2 separate regions of the Homo sapiens genome follow, and region 2 is linked to region 1. The links are chromatin loops, found by intact Hi-C in ENCODE. Cell type or tissue: gastrocnemius medialis. All regions are shown on one strand. Links, peaks and the distances in the headings refer to the core of each region. The heading gives the core; the rest is flanking DNA.

Evidence for each region. Hi-C counts contacts between places; a loop is a spot of excess contacts. Peaks named below come from ENCODE experiments on the same cell type or tissue, not always from the same donor. Only the 100,000 strongest peaks of a DNase experiment are listed, where the experiment ranks them.
Region 2: it touches region 1 in a loop (2.0-fold over the local background); 3 of 110 quality-filtered maps call a loop at or near these places.

What each region holds. Positions count from the first base shown.
Region 1 is chr7:105,234,590-105,239,974 of GRCh38, reverse strand. The region is part of intron 2 of SRPK2 (SRSF protein kinase 2); the gene reads left to right. Among named protein-coding and RNA genes, the nearest start is that of SRPK2, 150 kb to the left of the region's middle. In gastrocnemius medialis, for the core only: no CTCF peak of the experiment used is centred there; no DNase peak of the experiment used is centred there; H3K27ac peaks cover 712 bases.
Region 2 is chr7:105,292,005-105,297,389 of GRCh38, reverse strand. The region is part of intron 2 of SRPK2 (SRSF protein kinase 2); the gene reads left to right. Among named protein-coding and RNA genes, the nearest start is that of SRPK2, 94 kb to the left of the region's middle. In gastrocnemius medialis, for the core only: no CTCF peak of the experiment used is centred there; a DNase peak (open chromatin) is centred at 2,689.

The DNA of each region.
Region 1 (5,385 bases), core at 189-5,188:
GTAGAATTTGATCAGTGGAGATAGGGAATTTCATCAGGATTCATCTTTAAAATAGAGTATTTTGAGAAAAGAGGTAAGAAAATAGCCTGTAGGTAAGTAGTTTCTGAGAAAGGCAGGAAGCCAAATCTGACACTGCTGCGAAGATCCTAGTTTAACAGGATCAATGTTAAGCTCAGAGAATTGGCTTTCTTATTCTTATCAACCATGTATCACTGTATTTGAATCTAGACTTGGATTTTCCATACTTTAGTGGGGTTTCTGTTGTTGCTTTATATTGTGGAGTATTATTTTTAAGTCAGACTCCGTCTAACCAGATTTTGTTAATTATGGCTCCATTTTTTTGCTCTCATCCCAGAACATCTTGTCAGCTCCTAGGAGTATGTTTGAAACAATATATTTTGATGTTCAGGCTGTTTCCCTGCTTCCAGCATTTGTAAGGGCTCTGACCCACTTACAGGAGGAGAAAACAAAGATGTATTATTTTGGTTGAGAAGGACTAGATGTAACTGCCTCAGTGATACCTTGATAATTTAGGAAAAATGTCCTTTGTTCTCTCTATATTTTTATTTGAGTGACCTATGCAAAGATAAATTGTAATGACATTTTTTTCTGACTTAATAGGAAGGAAGGAATGCTATCTATACTTTGTGCTTTCTGATGTTAAATTGTAGCTTTTGTTTGAGAAGTTTTTCATAAAAATTTTAGGTCGCTTATAACATAGGAAGGTTTATTTTATTGTTGCCCTTTTTAACAACTGATTAAATTGTGCTATATAGGAAGAATTTATAATTCATTGCCTCTTCTGATGAATGGGACTATTTCTAGAGTAGGGTTTCCTAATCAGGAGGCTGGACTATTCAGATATGTAGTGCAATTGTACACTCTGGTTTGCCAGGGATGGCTGTGATTTATATGTTTTTTGGCTTGCTTATTAGGAGAAGTGGAATGAAGCCCCTTCGTTCTTAGAAGTGTATTGGATGATAACTTTACCTGGCTGCCCCGGCCTAATGACTCCGTAGACCACAAGTTTGCTTACTGCCTTCGTGCTTTGTTCTCTTGTCAAGTTGTCCATTTTGGAAGAAAGCTTAGAAGAGTGTGCTCCAAAGTGGTCGTGGGTATTTCGGTCTAGGTGGTGGGGTTATAAATGATGTTACTTTCTTCATTGTGTTCATTTCTAATTTCCTACTGAAAATGATTTTCTTATTAAAATCAAAACACAGAACAAATTTTCAGAAATTATTTAATTTTAATAAAAATGAAATAATGACTGTGTAATGGTGAAGCTTGTCATTCAGGCTTCTGGGTTCCAAATAATACAAACTGACTGGCTATTTTATTTCTAGTTACAGTGATTGAAGTAGGTTGTGTAATAAAAGAGTGGGCAATGGGAGAGGCAGCAGCTGTGGGCAAACCACTGGATCAGCCTTGAGGCCATGGTGCTAGATGTGTCTTGCCACTGAAGCTGAGTCCTTCCAGTGATTTTCCCCTGTAGTTTTGCCGCTTGTGACCTCGAGACTTCTTTGGAGAGTCACCACCAGTGGGCATGTTACAAACTGAGCCTAGGCCGTGGGCCTCTGCCTTGGCTGCCTGGGAGTAAGGACAGACTGTACCTCCTGAGGCTCCTGGAGTGGGAAGCAGTGCTTTATGCTGACTCCTGTCCAGACTTTTCTCAGCATCTTTTCTCACCCAAGGGATGATGATGATGAGGATGATGACGACGATGATGATTTTGTTACCTTGACTATTGATCAGTTAGGACTTTGAGGCAAGTATCACCTTTCAGGGGCCATCTGCCTTGAAGTGAAAATGATTGTTAATTTTGTTGCTAGTTGTTTATTCAAGTGATGCTGCTTTGCTGTTGTTTACCCTGCACGATTCAGCCTTTACTTAGAAGCTTTTGTCATTTGTCTGGTTGGGGGAGTATGGAATAGTTATTTTGACAGAGGAGCTGATTTAGATATATGCCTTGCCTTTAACTCTAGGTTATTTTGCTCATGAGTTGTGTCAAACTTAATAATAATGTGGCTTTTTTAGTGCTCTGTCAGACTCTACTGCTGCTTTTATTGCCTGTTTATAAACATTTAAATGTTTTCCCCTAAATCAGTCTTAAGACTTAAATGTTTATAATGCACCTATAACCAAGCAGGAAAAATAGAAATATCTTGAGTTAATTGCCCTGGATGGTGCTTCCTTACGTTCTTCATGTTTGGCTTGTAGCTTTACCACAGCACTCAGATGTCTCATGTCTGGTTGTAGACCCTATCCCCATTCGGTCTTTGTGATAACTCTGCTTATCTGTCAAGGTATTCAAGTTTTAAAGTATGTATCATGGTCACAGCAAAAGCTTTGTGCCCTCTTCTAAGTTTGTTTTTTCATTTTTCTAGTTAGAAGTTGAATTTGAGATTTAAGTAGTATTTAGAGTTCCTTTTAGAGATGAAAACTATCTGGGCTCCAGAATAATGATCAGTTTAGACTGTTCGCTCCTCTGAGCTTTGAGTTGTTTTAATGAGGAAAATTTGTTTGATGAACTAGAATATCTGCACATTCTTCTCCTAGGAATTAGAACATGTCATTGAGCCAAGTAAAGGTGTAATGTGCTTTTCAGAATGTACTGAGAAGATTGCATAATTTAGTGTATCTTTTATTAGTAGACTTGCAGTGGGGAGTAGGAATATGCAGGATGTTATGACAAATAATAATGGTTAGATTTTCTATTCTGATTTTTCCTTTAATTTTTCAAAATAAAAAATCATCTGGCAGCCTACAGAATGGTATTTAGAACATCACACCTTTCCAGACAGGGTTTGGTCAGAAGCTAAGTTTGTGGGCTTTTGAGAGGTGTTGCATTTGATGCTGCTGCAGTATCTTGGGTTTCTAGTCATCTTTCAGAAAGCTGGTCATGTATGGCATTCTGGCCTCTGGCCACTCTCCAGGCCCAGTGCCTGTCTTTACACAAACTTGACTTCCTAGTATCACCAACTATAATTTAAATCCTTAAGCTGATGTCTGTTGCTTTGGAGATGTTATGTCACATTCTGCATCTCTCAGCACTGCATGAAACAGTGTTCCCAAACTAGTCTTTTGATTCTATCTCTATATTTGTGGAGGTGGTTCATTGTGTCTTTTCATTTATTTAGTTTTTTAATGAAAATCTTGAGACACTTTTTCTTGATTACTTAAATTTGGCATTTCACACCTGGTACCCATGGACTCTTCTCTTTGCTCCTGTTGTTGGTTAGGGTACACTGGTATGCTCTTGTCTTGTCTTCTCTCTGGCAAGTGAACTACAGGTTGTTATAAGTGGTATCATTGAGGGGAATGGTGTTTGTTTTGTGTGTCAAAAATTTCTGAATTTCTCATCTTGGACCTGTCATTTACTAGGCATGTTATTTCCTGTATTGTCCTGAAACCTATTTCCTCATCTGTAAAACGGGAATAAAACCTATTTTCCCCCTTCACAGTGCCATTATATCAGAGGTGATAATACTGTATGTTAGTGAATCTGCTGCCTGTAAGTGATAATTTACACCATTATTTTATGCACCACCAAGAAAGAAAAATCACTGCTAATTAAACTATGATATACTGTTGATGGGAAGATGCACTCTGTTATCAGAAATTGTGAAAAAATACATATTAGAATAAATGAAATATGTTATGTGAAAACACTACTGTCCATAATGCTGTCAGTGATATTTTAAAAACCACAAATCCTATAATGTCATTTCCCTGTCCTAAACTCCTGAAAGATAAAATCAACCTTCGTATGATGAACAGCGTCTAGCATAATCTAGATCAGAGTGTGGCATCTGCAGCACCTGAGTACTTGTTAGGAAGGCACCTTCTCAGACCCTACCCCATTCCTATGGAATCAGAAACACAGGGATGGAACCCAGCAACTGTACTGTAACAAGGTCTTGAGGAGACTCTGACATATACCTAAGTTTGAGAACCACAGATCTTATTCAGGCCTATTTCAAGTTTCTTTCCTTTTGCTTTTCCTCTAATGTACCTATAGATGTTAGTATAGAAGTACTGCTAGAATATAAATGAATTCCCCTTTCCCCAAGAAATTATCCCCCGGAGAATAGTGCTGTGCAACATCTCTCATATTAGAGGGAACTATCTCAATGACTTTATTTTGAATAGCTAATAATTCTTTGTGATGACATAAATGGAAATGGTTTCAATCTTTTGTTAGTTTTAGGTAATTTAGAGTTCACTAGTAGAAATAGTTTTTTTTTTAAAGATATTTTAACACCTGTTTTGTTAATTATTTCTCATAGTTTCAAATGTTGAATGTTTCTCATGCCTTTTATAGATCATATGAAAAAGCAAAACAATAAGTGATTGTGATATAGAGAGGATATATTTGTTTGTGTATAAAACCAAATGGAAAAGCTAACTGACATGAACGAGAATGAGTAGTTATTTTTGACTTGGGGAACACTTCCTTTGGCAATACCATACATATTTAAAATGCATGCACATGCACACACACACACACACACACAATCCCAGACAACGTAGAAGTGAAAATGCTGCATTTCAGAAAACTGACTTTAGACTAAAGAGATGGCTTTACTGATGAGTACAATGATGGTAAAGGTGCATGTGATAAAGCATTTGAAATAAACTTGCTTTGTGACAATGGGAAATACAGTCTTTCCAAATAATCTATAACATGAATTTAAATACATATGTACTTGAATTAAACATTAAATATTATAAGCAAACATTTGACTATTTTATCTCTATTCCTACAAGTTTACAAAATTTTGGTGGGAGCCGTTGCCAAATAATACTTGTAGTTTCCAAAAAATTACATTACCCTGTCTGCCTCAGATGGTCTCCCACAGAGGTATCTAATCTTTTGGCTTCTCTGGGCCACATTGGAAGAAGAAGAATTGGCTTGGGCCACACATAAGATACGCTAACACTAACGATAGCTGATGAGCTTAAAAAATTGCAGAAATAACTCATGTTTTAGGAAAGTTTGTGAATTTGTGTTGGGCCTCATTCAAAGCCGTCCTGGGCTGCATGTGGCCTATTGGACAGGCTTGGTCTAACACCTCTTTCTTCTTGTGGAATTCATGTGTTCTTTGAAATTCTGTTACCATCTTCTCCATGTCTGTGATGCCCTCTTTTCTTACCCACACTGAACCTTTTTTTTTCCTGCTTCATATAGCATGTGGTGAATCTTATATCAGCACACCTATCTTCATTGCTTTGGTGCTTTTCTGCTTGCTGCTTTTCTTCTTCTAATGTGTAAGTTATTTTAAGGCTGCCTCTCCAACGCAATACATAGCTAAGTGCTTAAGATCCTGGGCTTTGTAGACAGTCTTTGTTTTGAAGGATGGTTTAGTTACTATTTAGTTATATACC
Region 2 (5,385 bases), core at 208-5,207, 57 kb before region 1:
TGATAGCTGTATTCTACCTGTGTTTCCAGCACTTGTGATCACTGTGATTTATGGACCACAGATCTGTGTCTGTGTCACTTCATTCAGTGTATTTATTGAACACCATGTAAAACTAAAGGTCTTTGATTGGCAATTGGTTTGCTGTTTCTAACAGCTTGTTTTTACTTTATATTCCAAAAGTAATCGCAAAAAATGCAGTTTCTTTTGCACCAACCTAATAAAATTGACCCATGTTTATTTCAGTTTGAGAATTTTATCATACCTGTGAGTTACTGTTATTGACAATTCCCTAGAGTATTGTCCAGTAGATGGGTGAGGGGAGTTCACTAAGTATTCTTAGTGTCTAGTTTGTAATTAGTTTATGAGACTTAAAACCCCACCACACATTATTCTGAACCTGCTGTAAATATTATGAGAGGCAGTATGTATAGTTGCCTCTGGAGCTGGAGTGCCTGGATTTGTTTTCCAGCTTTACCATTTGCTAGCTGTATGACCTTGGGCCAAGCTATTTAACCTCTCTGCTTTAGTTTTCTCTTCTGTAAAAGAGGGTTGATAATGACAGTGTCTACTCCATGGAGGGTTTGTGTGGATTAAATGAGCTAATAAGTAGTAAGCCCCCACAACAGTACCTGGCACATAGTAAGCTCTATTAGTGTTTTTCTTCTGTGTCAGTTAATAGCCTCATAGGCTTTCCTCAGATATTTAAATACATGAATGCCTATGATGCCATCTCTCCTTTGGCTTCCTGAAATCAGATTTCCTTAGTTCTTGTAAAGCCAGTGGACTTCCATTGTATTTTCTTTCCTCTCCTGTTTCACTGTAATTCCTCTAAGTTATACTTTATTATACATTTGAATTTTAGGAAATATGCTTGATGCATTTGGAATCTTTTTTCTAAAGACTTTTTTTTAAAATCTTATACACTAACTGGAAATAATTTGTTACATTTTTTTCCTTTTGTGTTCAGAGGCTCAAAACTATTTCATTTGCCTTAAGAAATATGAGTCAAAACTATTTATCTCCTAAGTTAGGAGGCTAGGAAGGCCAAGATTCAGAAAAGTTGGTAAATTAAGAGGACTGAATACTAGAAATCAAAAGAACATCCACTTTCTTGCTTCTCTGTGTATGATATTACTTTTGTAAAATTGTGTGTCTTTTATAGAGAAAAGTACTCTTAGCACAAAGCTGATTGTTTTTGTGAAGAGTATTTTGAAGATGCCTGTTGAAAAGCACTTGTGGAGTAGTTTATGGAAACAGCTGTGAGATTGCACAAAGTATTCTTGTACTCTTCAGAGCCATTCTTTAGTAGGAGAAAATAAGGTCCATATTTTAAGCTTGATGATAGCAAGCCATTTATTAGCAACCCAGTTTAACCCCACACTTTTCTCCTTTTGGGGTTAAATTGGGTAGTATTCATTAGAAGTACTTCAAGAAACCATGAACTCATTTGCTAGCAGTGTTTATATCCTGTATACTGAGAATTTGAGGTGACTTTTATAGCCATTCTTAATCCTCAGTATCTGTCATTGTGGAACCTGAACCCTGTGTGTCTAATGTTATCCAAGAGAAATATTGTGTGAGCCACTAGTGTACTTTCAAATTGTGGTAAAATGTATATCCCATAAAACCATCTTAACCACATTTTTGAAGTGTGCAGTTCAGTTGCATTAAGTACATTCATATTGTTTTGTAACCGTGACCACTGTTTTTAGAAATTTTTCATTTCAAACAGAAACTCTGTACCCATTAAACAGCAACTCCCCATTTTCCCTTCCTGGCCCCTGGTAACTACTGTTCTACCTTTTGTCAATGAAATTTGCTTATTCTCGCTACCACATATAAGCAGAGTTAAACAATACTTTACTTAGCATAATGTTTTCAAGGTTTATCCATCTTGTAGCATGTGTCATACTTCATTCCTTTTAGTGGCTGAATAATACTCCATTGTATGTTTATATAATTTTATAATGCATTTAGTTTAACACATCCAAGATAGTCTTATTCATGTAATTAGTATGAAATATTAATTTACATAAAAATATTTATATAATATGTAAATTTATATGAATTTGTAACATAAAACAAACATTAAAATATATTAAAACGTTATATAAATATGTAAAGATAGATTAAATATTAAATATTAATAAAATATTTTCATTCAATTTTTTTTTTTTTTGAGACGGGTTCTCGCTCTGTCACCCAGGCTGGGGCACAGTGGCGCAGTTTGGCTCACCGCAGCCTCTGCCTCCTGGGTTCAAGCGATTCTCGTGCCTCAGCCTCCTGAGTAGCTGGGACTACAGGCGCATGCCACCACACCTGGCTGATTTTTTTTGTTTTTAGTAGAGACAGGGTTTCGCCATGTTGGACAAGCTGGTCTCGAACTCCTGACCTCAGGTGATCCACCTGCCTCGGTTTCCCAAAGTGCTGGGATTAGAAGTGTGAGCCACCACTCCCGGCCTATTTTGTATTTTTTAAAGAAAACTAATATTTGCCAAAAGACATATTATTAGAGAAGATTCTGGGCATCAGCCATAGAAAAACAGGATTAGAAAATGACTAAGGGTTGGGTGCGGTGGCTCACACCTGTAATTCCAGCTCTTTGGGAGGCCAAGGTGGGCAGATCAGTTGAGGTCAGGAGTTCGTTACCAGTCTGGCCAACATGATGAAATCCTGTCTCTACTAAAAATAGAAAAATTAGCCAGGCATGGTGGTGCGCGTCTATAATCCCAGCTGCTTGAGAAGCTGAGCAGGAGAATTGCTCGAACCTGGGAGGCGGAGGTTGCAATGAGCTGAGATTGTGCCACAGCACTCTAGCCTGAACACAGAGACTCCATTTCAAAAAAACAAAACAAAACAAAACAAAACAAAACAAAAAAACAGCAACAACAAAAAAGAAAGATCCAGGCATAGCTTTCCCTTCGTTTCAAACCTCACAAGGGATGGTAGCCTTTAAAGGAACAAACAGTTACTGTGAATTTTTTTTCACCAAAACCTCTGAAGAGACGGTTTAGGGAACTGGATCGACAAAATTTTATTGGATTCATACCTTGCTAAATACAGTGCTGGTAAACAATAGGTACCTAACATTTGAATACAAAATGTTGAATACTGAGTAGAGCTCGAAGAGAAATTTGCAGAGGGTGCTGTGAAACTGGATAAAAGAACTTTTGTTCAAACTGCGGAACTTCTTTTTCCCAGTTCCATTCATTGAACTTTGGGGATTGGGCCTGATTATGCCAGGCATTCTCTTAACCCTTCTGGTTGTCAGGAACTAGGGGCACATGGGTACAGGTATGGACTAGAGATGCCCACTGGCAGCCCTTTGGGATTTGGCTATGTTGTATGTTGTATCACTCCGAGGGATTGGATTAGGTGTGCCCCCTGACCCCGGTGCAGGCAGTTCACAGATAGTCCAGCAACCTTGTGGATGGTGTAGCCTGGCTGGAAAAGATAAACTGGGATAATGCTTTCCTTGCCTCAGGAATTTGAATTTCTAAGAGATTAGGTCAGTTCAATGGGGATAGCATTGTAGATACTAAAAGCATTGACTTATAGTGAAAGATCTGGGGCCCAGTTCTGGGTTTGTTACTTACTTAGCTAGGTAACATTGGACATATCTTATCTTGCAGGGTTTCACCTCCTTTTCTTACCTCTAAAATGGAAATGAGGCCAGGCATGGTGGCTCACGCCTGTAATCCCAACCCTTTGGGAGGCTGAGGTGGGTAGATCACCTGAGGTCAGGAGTTTGAGACCAGCCTGGCCAACATGGTGGAAACCCGTCTCTACTAAAAATACAACAATCAGCCGAGTGTGATGGTGGGTTCCTGTAGTCCCAGCTACTCAGGAGGCTGAAGTATGAAAATCACTTGAAACCCGGGGCGGGGTGGGGGGTGGAGGGGGAAGGTTGCAAAGACTCTGTCTCCCACCCCCCCACAAAAAAGGAAATGATATTTGTATCTACCTAATACTGATTTTATGAGGATGAAGATATGTAACATCTTGCCAAATTCTAGAGTGGTAGTTGTCACCATAATACAAAGCAACAGTTAGTGTTGTAACCATCATATAAAGGAGCCTGGCATACTTGGCATACTTTTTTTTTTTCTTTTTTTGAGATGGAGTTTCACTCATGCAGTGGTGCGATCACTACAACCTCCACCTCCCTGGTTCAAGCAGTTATCTTGCCTCAGCCTCTTGAGTAGCTGGGATTACAGGCATCCACCACCATGCCCGGCCAATTTTTGTATTTTTAGTAGAGATGGGGTTTCGCCATGTTTGCCAAGCTGGTCTCGAACTCCTGACCTCAGGTGATCCGCGCCCCCCTCCCTCCTCCCCCTTGGCCTCCCAAAGTGTTGGGATTACAGGCGTGAGCCACCACGCCTGGCCAAGCCTGGCATACTGTTATGTTCCACTTGGAAGCTACAGTTGTAGAGCTAATCACTTGGGAAAGAATCAAGGAGATGCTCAAACAGAAGCAGATGTACTATGGCAATGGAACCCTCAAGAGAGAGAGCAGGAGTAGAACTGTCTTTATAAGAACCTGATGTAGAACTCATAAACATTCAAGTGCCATAGATGGTTTAAGGAAAACTTTATGAACAGTGTGGGAAACTACCATTTATAGTTTTCTCAACAGGATCAAATCAGCCAATTAGAAGGGTACACAGATGGCAACATAAGGCAATAGTCTGTCTGTAAGGAATAAAACAGAAAAACAATAGCAAGCAAAAAGCGCTGTCCCAATATGGCACCATTGGTGCAGAAGTAGCAGATCTTCAGGTGCGTTTCAGAGGCCCTGAGAATATCTGAGTAGTGCCAATAAGGAAAAGCCTGGAGTTAGCCAAGAAACTTTATATTATGCTCTTTTTTTTTTTTTTTTTTTTTTTTTTGAGAGTCTTACTCTATCGCCCAGGCTGGAGTGTAGTGGCACGTCTCACTGCAACTTCTGCCTCCCAGGTTTAAGCGATTCTCTTGCCTCAGCCTCCTGAGTAGCTGGGATTACAGGCATATGCCGCCACACCCAGATAATTTTTGTATATTTTGTAGAGATGGGGTTTTGCCATGCTGGCCAGGCTGGTCTCGAACTCCTGACCTCAGATGATTGGCCCGCCTCGGCCTCCCAAAGTGCTGGGAATTACAGGTGTGAGCCACCACACCCAGCCTAATTTACTTTTTAACCAGACATGAATAGTTCAATTTAGGATGGCTTAAATAAAGTTAAGATAGGTAACCTTTCAACTCATGAACATATGACTGTCAAGAATCATTGATTCCTTGAAGTGTTGGTAGCTGAGGCTCATGTGTATTTCAGAGAAGGAAATATGGAAGGGAACACGTGAGAGCAACGGGAAAACTAGGAGGTGACTAGGCCATCATTTTGGG